Regions from separate parts of the Homo sapiens genome. Here region 2 is linked to region 1. Evidence: chromatin loops called from intact Hi-C (ENCODE). Cell type or tissue: dorsolateral prefrontal cortex. All regions are shown on one strand. Each heading gives the region's core, and the rest is flanking DNA. Links, peaks and the distances in the headings are about the cores only. Region 1 overlaps MAGI2 (membrane associated guanylate kinase, WW and PDZ domain containing 2). Region 2 overlaps MAGI2 (membrane associated guanylate kinase, WW and PDZ domain containing 2).

Region 1 (5,390 bases), core at 201-5,200:
TGCCCATGACTTTGCATCCACTTGTTTACTAAGACCTGTTTGTTCTACCTAATGGATTTATGGTGAATCTTTCCTCTTCACTCCTCCAACTCCAGCTGACGTGTTTCAAGTTATCGCTTAATTGCCGACGTTCTCCTGAGTTGGAGGAAGCTCACCTCTGACTCCATTTTGTGCTACTTTTTCACCTCATTAGAAATGAACCTTTTTTCTTAAGGTAACTTCTAATATTTAGAAATTGTTTTGAATTTTGAAAAATCTGAACTACACTGATTTTAATTTTACTTTCACTATTTCATCATTTATGAAGTTGCCTAAAACATGTAGAATTTTAAAGAATTACGTAGGAACTTCCAAGGGGTTAAGAAATATAACAATTGAAGGAAGATATTTACATTTTGTTCTTAAAGATTTCAAAGCAAAAATTCAGCAATGTCTTTAATACCCAATTTCTTACAGTGACCTCTTCCAGTGCCTACCTCGCTAATAGTTAGGATGTTTTTTCTGATGTTAACATTCTTTACTTTAATTTTGTCCTAAAGCATTATTTCTTCTATTATAAAAGCATTATTTCTCATTTAAAATTTCTAATATAATTTTTTACTATGTAAGCTATTTCTTTCCCATAGAAATATATTGTCCTATAGGTGACAATTGAATATGTAGGTTATTTCTTTTTCTCCCCTTTATCATAAATCTTGAAGAGGGAAGTTGTTCCTCAATTTAGTTCCCATTTTCTCCCTCAATAGCATAGATGCTTTAAGCATCTTTTCCTTTTTTGTTTATTTAGTAGATGGGGAGAAATTTCTGCACATTTATGTGGGCAATAATTCAAGCCTTTATGCAAATTTTTTTTACATAGTAGGCTCTTCACATTTAACCCTCTGCTATATTCTTTTTTTTTTTTTTTTTTTGTGAGACGGAGTCTCACTGTGTCGCCCAGGCTGGAATGCAGTGGTGACATCTCGGCTCACTGCAAGCTCCATGTCCTGGGTTCATGCCATTCTCCTGCCTCAGCCTCCCGAGTAGCTGGGACTACAGGCGCCCGCCACCATGTCCGGCTAATTTTTTGTATTTTTTAGTAAAGACGGGGTTTCACCGTGTTAGTCAAGATGGTCTCGATCTCCTGACCTCGTGATCTGCCCGCCTCAGCCTCCCAGAGTGCTGGGATTACAGGCGTGAGCCACCCTGCCCGGCCATCCCTCTGCTGTATTCTTACCACAGTATCTCACAATCAGAAGAAATGAATAAGATGAAGTAAATTGTTTCAGTAATCAGAAGTCATTCCCCAAACAATCTATCTGAATATCATTTGTGAGGCCATCTACACAAATGACAACTCCATTGCTTGCTCAAGGTGCAAGTAATGTAAATTATGCATGCAATTTTCCTACAACTTTTCAGTCATCTTACTTTTATTCTAGAGGAATTCCAGCAGTTATGTCACTTTTAGAAGGTGAGGAATAAGAAAGGCCGGGCCATAGGAAAGTTTACTTTCCCTTTCTGTTCAGGTTTCCCTAATGGCCCGGTACTGAAACAGAACTGACAAATACTACAATTAACACCTGTTGGTTTTACTGGAGGAGCCCCGCCTTGGGTTCTTTGAAAGCCTCACACATCTCATAGGAAATCTTGAAAAGTATTCATTCAAAAGTTACATAAGAACCATCCAGTATGTGGTAGAAAATGAGGTGAAGATCGGGAGCATGGGGTTTTGTTTTCTTTTATTTGCTGGGATTATTGAGAGTTATATTACGGAACTGAAAGAGAAATACTAGTAATCTGCCTAATTTGAAAACAAGTGGGAGTACTGATTAGGGCATAATTGAAACTCCTGATACTCATAGTTACTGTTACTAATGAGGAAAATGTTTCAACTGATATTTTGCTTTTTAATATATTTACAGAAAGTGGCATTATAAATTCAGGTACAAACACACATGAACACACACAAATCTACACATAGAGTGGGGTGCTGGAGGTGGCTAGCACTGTCTTGAAAGAGACATTTGTGCATATCTTTTCCCAAATCCAGTTCAGTGGCTTTAACTTGATAGCTTGAAATTTGCCGTAATGGGCATATTTACTCTACAAAAATGAGCAAGGGATACAAATCAATGTGTTTGCTTGTTTTTCATAGAGCCAGTTTTTAAACATTAAGCAGTACACATTGTCATAACACGCATTCTTTTCTCAAGTTTCCATGACTGTTGCGGACTGTTCACATTTATCTGCAATGGTTTTGCAGAGTCATTTAATTAAGGGTTTGATTTCTTAATATCTTTCTTTCTAATTTCTGTCCCAGAGGGTGGCAGCATAGTGCAGTAAAAAGTACCTGGGGGCTTTGTATTGAAAGGTGTTAATCCCTGTTCTGTCCCTTTGGCTCTTTGACCTTGAGAAAGTCACCTAAGCTTTCTGACCCAAAAATTCTTCCTCTCTAAAATGGGTATAGCACCATCACCATGGGGATTGAAAGGGATGTTGCACATAGCAGAGTCTGTCATAGAGTCAGGTTGAGGTAATGGGAGCTCACTTCCCAGTATCATGGACTAATACGGTTTGATGTTGAAAGCTCAAGAAATGTTTAACTTCTTAATCTCCTACAACCAAAATCTATGAGCCTGATGAGTTCCTGAAAAAGTTCAATATCTGTGTTTCGAAGAGAAGGTCATTGACATTAAATAAGTTATCCAGGGTAAGTCTCCTTAATCCTAACAGAGTGATTCAGTCAAAACTTTCTCAACTATTCTGTGGTACCAACTTCTGGTCTCTAGGTAGACCAGGTAACTATTTCTTCTCTTTCTTCCGTCTTTTCTATTCTCTCTTCATCTTTCCCTTCTTCTTAATCCAGTTGAATTTGATTTTGGTTCTATTAAGTTGCTCAGGTGCCTTCAGGAAAGTAATTCACTTGACTAAAATTTAGATCTTCTGCAAGAGCACATCTTACTTAAATAGTGAAAGCCATTCAGGCAAATGTCAGGTGAACTAAGGAGATGTGGGCAGATCAGGTGACACATGGACAATGATCAAGCCTGGGGGAAAAAAAAAGTTGCTGTTTGGTGGGTGAATGACTACTTTGAAAGGCTGAAGGCTCAGTGTGGTGGCTTACGCCTGTAATCCCAGCACTTTGGGATGCCGAAGCAGGCAGATAACGAGGTCAGGAGTTTGAGACCACCCTGGCCAACATTGAAACTCCGCCTCTACTAAAAATACAAAACATTAGCCAGGCAAGGTGGCACATGTGCCTGCAGTCCCCACTACTCGGGAGGCTGAGGAAGGAGAATCGCTTGAACCGGGGAGGCATAGGTTGCAGTGAGCTGAGATCACACCACTGCACTCCAGCCTGGGCAACAGAGCAAGACTCCATCTCAAAAAAAAAAAAAAAAAAAAGGCTGAAAAGGAAAGCCCTGTTTCCTGAGAAATTATTATATGCTAGATTCTGTGCTAGTTATTTTATAATTATATGTATTTTTCACAATATACCTGAGAGATTAGATATTGTATTTTCTATTTTACAGGTGAGGAAATTAAGATTTAAGGCCATTAAGTTATCTTGCCCAAAGTCACACAGTTTGTGGTAGAATTTGATTCAAAACTAAGGTGTCTGTCCAGTGTTTCTTTTTCCAGTGCTAGGTTACTGAAGTCAGAGTATATAGCTTCCATGCTCTTCATTTTCCTTTACTCTAATTTGAAATTGGACTTTATGGGGAATATGCTTGGTTAATTCAGTCCCTTTAAATAGACATTTTAGGCCATAGTTTAGATGTTCTATAAATTATTTTTAGTTTCTACTTCTAAGGAATGTTTTTAACTTTTAAGATTATACAAACCATCCAGTCACCAAGACAAAAAGTAGCCCTACTTTAGATAACACATACTAATTTGCACAGTTTATTCTACTGAATTTTGATCATGTTATAAGGTGAGAATCAAAAGCAGGAAGGACTCTAAGGGAATGGGGAAAGTGACACTGAGTGGATTAAAGTGTGGAGAAAAGAAGGTGGAAGGTATGGACAATAAACTGCATTCACTTCAAAATTTTGTCCAGGTTCAGCTCTGGCAAACGTTGTCTCATTAAGCAGGAGACTCTCTATTTGCCCCATTATGCCCATGTGCTTGGGTTCACAAGGTAATGTAGATGAAGGATTATGGAAAAGCATGATCCTCTGGTGAAAATAAAAGATCACAATTCAGCCTGGCTTGCAGAAATCAAAACTGGGATGATTCATTATGAGATCAGAAATGCAAATCCATAAAGAGCAGCTCAAGAAAGGAATTTATTCATGATCGCTGGGTACAGACAGCCCTTCTACTTGTGCTTTGGTCCTTTCAGTCATATGAAGCATATTCTCATGTGGATTGTTAATATATGATGAATTACCTTCAGAGGACTTAGAAATCATCTAGAGCGGTCCTTCTGTGTGCAACAACTGATCCTGAGACTTGTTTATGGTGAAGAAAGACTAATTAAGGAGAAAGCATTTTATGTTCCATTTTACTTTATGTACTGGAAGGTATTTAAGTGGATGCCTTTACTTTCACTCGGCCCATTATAATATGATAGTGTGTTTTATATCAAGGTAATTGGCTCAAAATATGCAATTTCATAACTTGAAGCCAGTAAAAGAAAATATTGTAATAATAATGGTGAAAGCTAGCACTTACTTTGTACTTATTTAGAACAGTGTCTGGTACATGACAAGCTTTGGCTATGATGATGAGTAGGAGAAAGATGATGATGGTGATAGTGATAGTAGTGAAGATAATGATAGTGGTGGTGATGGTAGTAGTTATGATGACGATGGTGGTGATGATGATATTGATGGTGACAGTGATAATGGTGGTGGTAGTGGTGATGATGGTGATGGTGTACCAGGCACTGTGCTAAGCTCCTTACATGCATTATGTTATTTAATGCCTGATAACTATACAACTGATATGAGGACTGTTTTACAAATGAGTAATTTATGTGGTACCACACAGCTAGGAAATAGTGAAGTCAAGGTCGCTGAAGCTCTGCCTCTTTGACACTGTGCTGTATTTAAAAGCTTTTCTTAAAACATATACTTTGGCTGGTTAGTTAAGACTAGAGAAAAACCCAAAGCATAATTTTTCTCCTTTTTGCTTTTCTTCTCTTAGAATGGGGTAATCAAACTTTAACTATTTCCTATCATATTTATACATGCACCCACATATAACTATCTTCAAGTAGAGCAGTACACTTTTGACAGTGACTGAAAATGTATTAATTTGACCTAAACAGTCAAAAAGAGGTGAGTAGCCTATGAGACAGGGTGAGAAAGTTCCCATAGATCCAGGCTCTGCAAACACCATAGCTGCCAGCCCAAAAGTAATCTATACACACACTCAATATTCAATCATATATCAATCAT
Region 2 (5,390 bases), core at 272-5,271, 210 kb after region 1:
GGTGTGGATCTGCAGCTGGATACATGAATCTGGAGTCCAGTGCAGAGCTTGGAGCTAGGGACATAAATTTGAAAGCTGTTAGATTCTAGATGGTATTTAAATCCATAAGACTGAATGACTTCATATAGGAAATGAGTATAGATAGAGAAGTGAAGTAGTCTAAAGACCAATCCTCAGATTTAAACATTTAGAACTTAAACATTTAGAGTTTGGAGAGAAGAGAAGAAGCCAGAAAAAGAAACCAAAAAGGATTAACAAGTGAAGTAAGAAGACAAGGAGTGTGTGCGTTTGTAGAAATTAACTGAAGAAAGTGTTTTAAGAAACTTACCAGCTGTTTCAAATGCTGTTCACAGCTCAGCTAAGACGAAGACTGAGAAAGGACCCCTGGATTTGCAATGTGGATGTCTTGGTAAATAGGACAAGAGAAATGTAATGGTGTGGACAAATGCCTGATTGGAGTGAGTTTTGAAAATGATCTAAAGAAAAGAATTAGAGAAAGCTGAGTGTGGACTTCCCATAGGGAGTTTTACCATAGAGGAAGCAGAGAATTGGGTATTTGTTGGGAGATGGGGGGTGAAAATAGGTTTTTGTTGTGTTTTGTTTTAATGATTGGAGATATTCTAGCGTATGTATATGTGATTGAAATGATCCAGTAAAGAGAGGAAAACTGGCGATGCAGGGGAAAGAGCAGCCACTGCAGGAGTGATGTTATTGAGTAGGGGAGAGAGAGAAGGAAGCTGGAGGTCAGGAACATCTACAAAATGTTTATTCTTGTACATATAGGTGCAAGCTAATTAAAGGATTGGTTTTCTCTGATTTCTTTTCCTCTACATCTATGTATCCTACTGGGTAGTTGATACAAAAGCTACCAATTAAGCCAGAAATATTTCTGTCTGTGTGAGAGAAAAAAAGTCACTCATTTGTCATGCATTGCGGTTGTGTGTGTGTGTGTGTGTGTGTGTGTAGTGTGTAGGCTCTCTTTTGTTATTGAGGATTTCAAGGTATTTGGAAGGTATGGCTGCATCTTTTTTTGTGTGTCAGATTCAGTTATTACTTGGAATAGAGCAATTCCATTTGAATTCTGATTTTTCAAGAGCCTGGTTTGTAGTTCCTCTCTTCTGAAATGGTAAATAAGAGGAGAAATAGAAGAAAAGTACAGCAATTAAAAACTTGAATGTCAAGGTTTCCTATCAACTATGAATTTACTTTTTCAAAAGAGTTAATTATTTAGTATATTAGAATAATGGGGACAATAACGGGGACAAAGTTTCTTTGTTTTTGTAAACTATGTGTTTTCTCAAATTTTATATCAGTTTCATTTTAATATTGTAAACTGCATGTTTGCTAGTAAGTCAAACTTTAAAACCTCATATTGTAAAAAGGAGACATGAGCTCAGAGTTGATTACTTTCCATATCTAAAATAGGAAATCTATGACAGAAGCAGAATAAAATCTCAGCCTGTGATTTAGGCATTAGGCTATAGTTTTTCAATTCTCAGGCTGATTACATGAATTTTTTTAGGCCTTGATGCTATAAATAATAGTTTTATATATTATTATCAATGAGGAAAGCTACTATTTTAAAATCAGCTATGGTACTGAAATTATAGAAGAAAAGATAAGGATTGAAAAGAGTAAGTTATCTGATGGAACCTCTCAATAAAGTGTTAGGACAATGAAAGTATTCATGGTATTATATATTGATAGATTTTACTACACATAGCTTGCTAATGTAAGCATCTCCTTTCTCCTGACCTCTGAGTATGTACCTGGAGGACAAATCCATTTGAACCTTGGTTTTCCTCTGTTTTTTTTTTTTTTTTTAAACTGTGTCTGTTGATAGCCCTGTCTTTCATCATCCTGGATAGATTGCTTTGTTAGCACTCTCTCACCAGTGAAATTCAGTCCTTTATTAGGGTCAGATCAATCTTGTTGGCATATTTTTCAAGCATTTTTCTTCTTCCTGTTCCAACCGCCATTCTCACCTCCATGCCTTTCTCACACTTTAAAAAATAGAATTCTCAGATTTTCAAGGCCCTCAGCATCCTTCCACCGTTCAGGATCTGTTCCAGCCTTCTCTTACTCCACTCTCTATTTCACATTGAATGTTCAGGAAAATTGGTCTTTCCCTCTTCCCATTTCCTGAGCACGCTCTCAGCTTTCCCAACTCCATGCCTTTGCTCACATGGTTCTGTGAGGCATAAGATAAAGGAACGACTTCCAAGAGATGTCATCAACGGGGCCATCTCACACCTCTGACTTTCTCAATTCCCCTGCTCCTTGAAAGCACCAACCCAAATGTCAGCTCATTTTCAGCCTGATGATTGCTTCCTGGAATAGTTATCTTTACACACTGTTCTCTGCAGCACCCAGCCCAAGCATTATCCTCATTTTACAGATGACTAAACCGAGGCAGGGAGGTTTAATGATCTACCCGCACCCCAGAACTAATGTGTGGCAGCCCGGGATGCCAAAATTATTGCCATTTTCAGGTACTCAGCTGCTTCCTAAATGCTATTTGACTGCATGAAGAAATAAATGTGTCATTTTCCATTTTTCTTAATTCAAAATTGGAAAGTACTAAATGATGCTTCTTTGTCAGTAAGAGTCTTGCAGGACTAGAATAAAGTATATTAGTCGTGCCATGAGCTGAAAAATGGAGAAAATTTGGGAAATTTCTGAAGTAAGGCCAATAGTAAGGCTGTGTTGTCTATGACAAGAAAACGAAAAGCAAATGTTTTATTTAATCTTACGTGTTTTAATGGTGTGATTTTTTTAAAAGTATTTGAAAATAACCTAGATGAACAGTTATTAAGTGCTCAGTATAGGCCAGACATTTTTGAACATCTTACATATATTAATTCTTATCTTTTTTTTTTTTTTAGCGTTTTAGAGATGGGGTCTCACTCTGTCACTGAGACCATGAGTGCAATAGTGTAATCATGGCTCACTGTAACATCGAAATCTTGGGCTCAAACGATCCTCCTACTTCAGCCTCCCAAGTAGCTAGGACTACAGGAGCATGCCACCATGCCCCACTAATTTTTAAAAAAATTTTTTTTGACACAGGGTCTCGCTATTTTGCCCAGGCTGGTCTTGGACTCCTGGCCTCAAGTGATCCTCCTGCCTCAGCTTCCTGAGTAGCTGGGATTACAGGTGCAAGCCACCGTGCCTGGTGCTAATTTTTAAAATTTAACCATTATATCAATTCTACAAGTTAAGTATTACCATAACCATTTTATTGTTGAAGAAAAGAAGGTCAAGGAGGCCGGGCGCGGTGCTCACACCTGTAATCCCAGCACTTTGGAAGGCTGAGGCAGACGGATCACAAGGTCAGGAGATCAAGACCATCCTGGCTAACACGATGAAACCCCGTCTCTACTAAAAACACAAAAAATTAGCTGGGCGTGGTGGCGGGTGCCTGTAGTCCCAGCAGCTCGGGAGGCTCAGGCAGGAGAATGGCCTGAACCCGGGAGGCGGAGCTTGCAGTGAGCAGAGATCCTGCCACTGCACTCCAGCCTGGGCCACAGAGCAAGACTCCGTCTCAAAAAAAAAAAAAAAAAAAAAAAAAAAAGAATGTCAAAGAGATGAGATGAAGTAACTTGCCCTGGACTGAACATTAATGTTATACTTGGAATTCAGAGCTAAATGATCGCCAAACCCATATGCTTTAACTGAATATTTAAGGTTGTATAGACAGAGGGTAACATATTTTGAGGTCATTTTCTAATCACAGTTATATAAGAGACGACAGTTAAGGCTTTTGGTGACAATAAAGACTATGGCTCCTAACTCCTTACGTTAAAAACCTTATTATAATCAAAAAGTAATAAATTTACTTGCAAATAACTTCAAAAATTATCTAACTTTCTTTGCTAACCTGAAACTTTGTCAGCATTGAAGTTGATAAATAAGTGGATCATTGAGCAGACTTCAGATTCCTGGCATCACCACAAAAATGTACAAGTATTTAGTGGTTATGAAATTAATCTAAAGCAGAATGTTTTTCTTATATTTTAATATATTAATTGTGAAGTGTTGACGCTCAGGGTTGATCCAAGGTGACAGATTAAATCAGATTAATGCCTATAATACTAAAACGCTGAGCAGAATAACATTAAAGCTGGTATCCATGAGCCTAGCCTCACTCCCCAGAAGAGCACCCAGTCAGATTATGAGGCAGTTGTGCGGGATTCTTCCACAGTTATCCTTACCTGCTCAATTAACCTTGGCGTGGTACAGCATATTTGGTTGTGATCTTTTAGAGTTGATGTGTCTCCCATACCTACAAAATTTGAAAATTTACAGTTTCCCTTTTATCATAGAAATTAATCATGTTCTGTGTAATATGTGTTAGCAACTTAAAAAAAATACCTATTCAAATATGACTTTGATCTAATCCAATTTAATTTAGGCCTCAAATTAAATAGAATTTAAGAGTCTTACAGACTTCCTAGACTTGTTTGCAGTCTCAAACACTATATTTGTGATAAGATACTATGGATTGATTTTGATAACGTTAGTGCGTAATATTTTGACTATAATCTTGTTCATTGGATACTCTCTTTCCAGTAACTCTGAACCTGTGGAGATTGGACTTGACATAGGCATTGGGTATTTTTATTTGTAAGGTGTGATATGGAAAAGCACATGGGCATTTTGTCTTTGAAGCAGCACCAACTACTTCTACCAACAGAATTTATCATAGCTCTTAGGATTGCCTCTTAGAAAAGTCATCTGCCAGGGGATTTAAAACATGGCTGTGGATGACTGGGGTCATATGGCACTGAGTTAATTTCTGTTTAGGACCTCAGCTCTGGCTCATTTCCTGAATCTCTTGAGTGGCTCTCGTCTGTCGTTTTTCACACTCCTGGTTTCCAAAAACTCGTAATCCTAGAATCAATGTGGCTTTGCATCATAAAGCTAATGGCCAAGTGCTTGAGGAGACCACTAATCATCACTGTAGCCAGGCACGGGAAGGTGCATGCTGCCCCAGGTGACCTTTGAGCATTGAATGCAGCCCCCATGGTCTCTGCGAAGCAGTCCTTTCAGTAGCCCAAATAAAATTTCCCCAAGCTAGTAATTGTCTTGCATTTTTAGCAATCATCTTTGAATTTTTCCTCTTTCAAATTATAAAACCTTTTCAGTTGTGCCCTGTCATCTTGCAAGGATGGCTCAGCAGGACATTAGGACTTTAATAGAGACTTTAAAAACATTCCTACCAATTTATAATAATTGCACATATTTGCAAATTCTGTTTTTCTTTACCAGGCTCTTATTACCATTACTACCATGTTGTCAGCAGGCGAACTTTCTGGCAAGAAATTACAATCAAATGACCACTCATTAAAAAAAAAAAACAACAAAAAAGAAACTCACAAAGAGACAAA

What was found. A loop is a pair of places that touch in the nucleus more often than their neighbours do. Peaks named below come from ENCODE experiments on the same cell type or tissue, not always from the same donor. Only the 100,000 strongest peaks of a DNase experiment are listed, where the experiment ranks them.
Region 2: it touches region 1 in a loop (2.7-fold over the local background); 3 of 110 quality-filtered maps call a loop at or near these places.

The regions. Positions count from the first base shown.
Region 1 is chr7:78,776,902-78,782,291 of GRCh38, reverse strand. All of the region lies in intron 2 of MAGI2 (membrane associated guanylate kinase, WW and PDZ domain containing 2), which reads left to right. Among named protein-coding and RNA genes, the nearest start is that of MAGI2-AS2, 230 kb to the left of the region's middle. In dorsolateral prefrontal cortex, for the core only: a CTCF peak has its summit at 2,302 (motif pointing right); no DNase peak of the experiment used is centred there; H3K27ac peaks cover 769 bases.
Region 2 is chr7:78,562,968-78,568,357 of GRCh38, reverse strand. The region is part of intron 3 of MAGI2 (membrane associated guanylate kinase, WW and PDZ domain containing 2); the gene reads left to right. Among named protein-coding and RNA genes, the nearest start is that of MAGI2-AS2, 440 kb to the left of the region's middle. RefSeq lists an enhancer at 4,644-5,239. In dorsolateral prefrontal cortex, for the core only: no CTCF peak of the experiment used is centred there; no DNase peak of the experiment used is centred there; H3K4me3 peaks cover 1,022 bases; H3K27ac peaks cover 2,695 bases.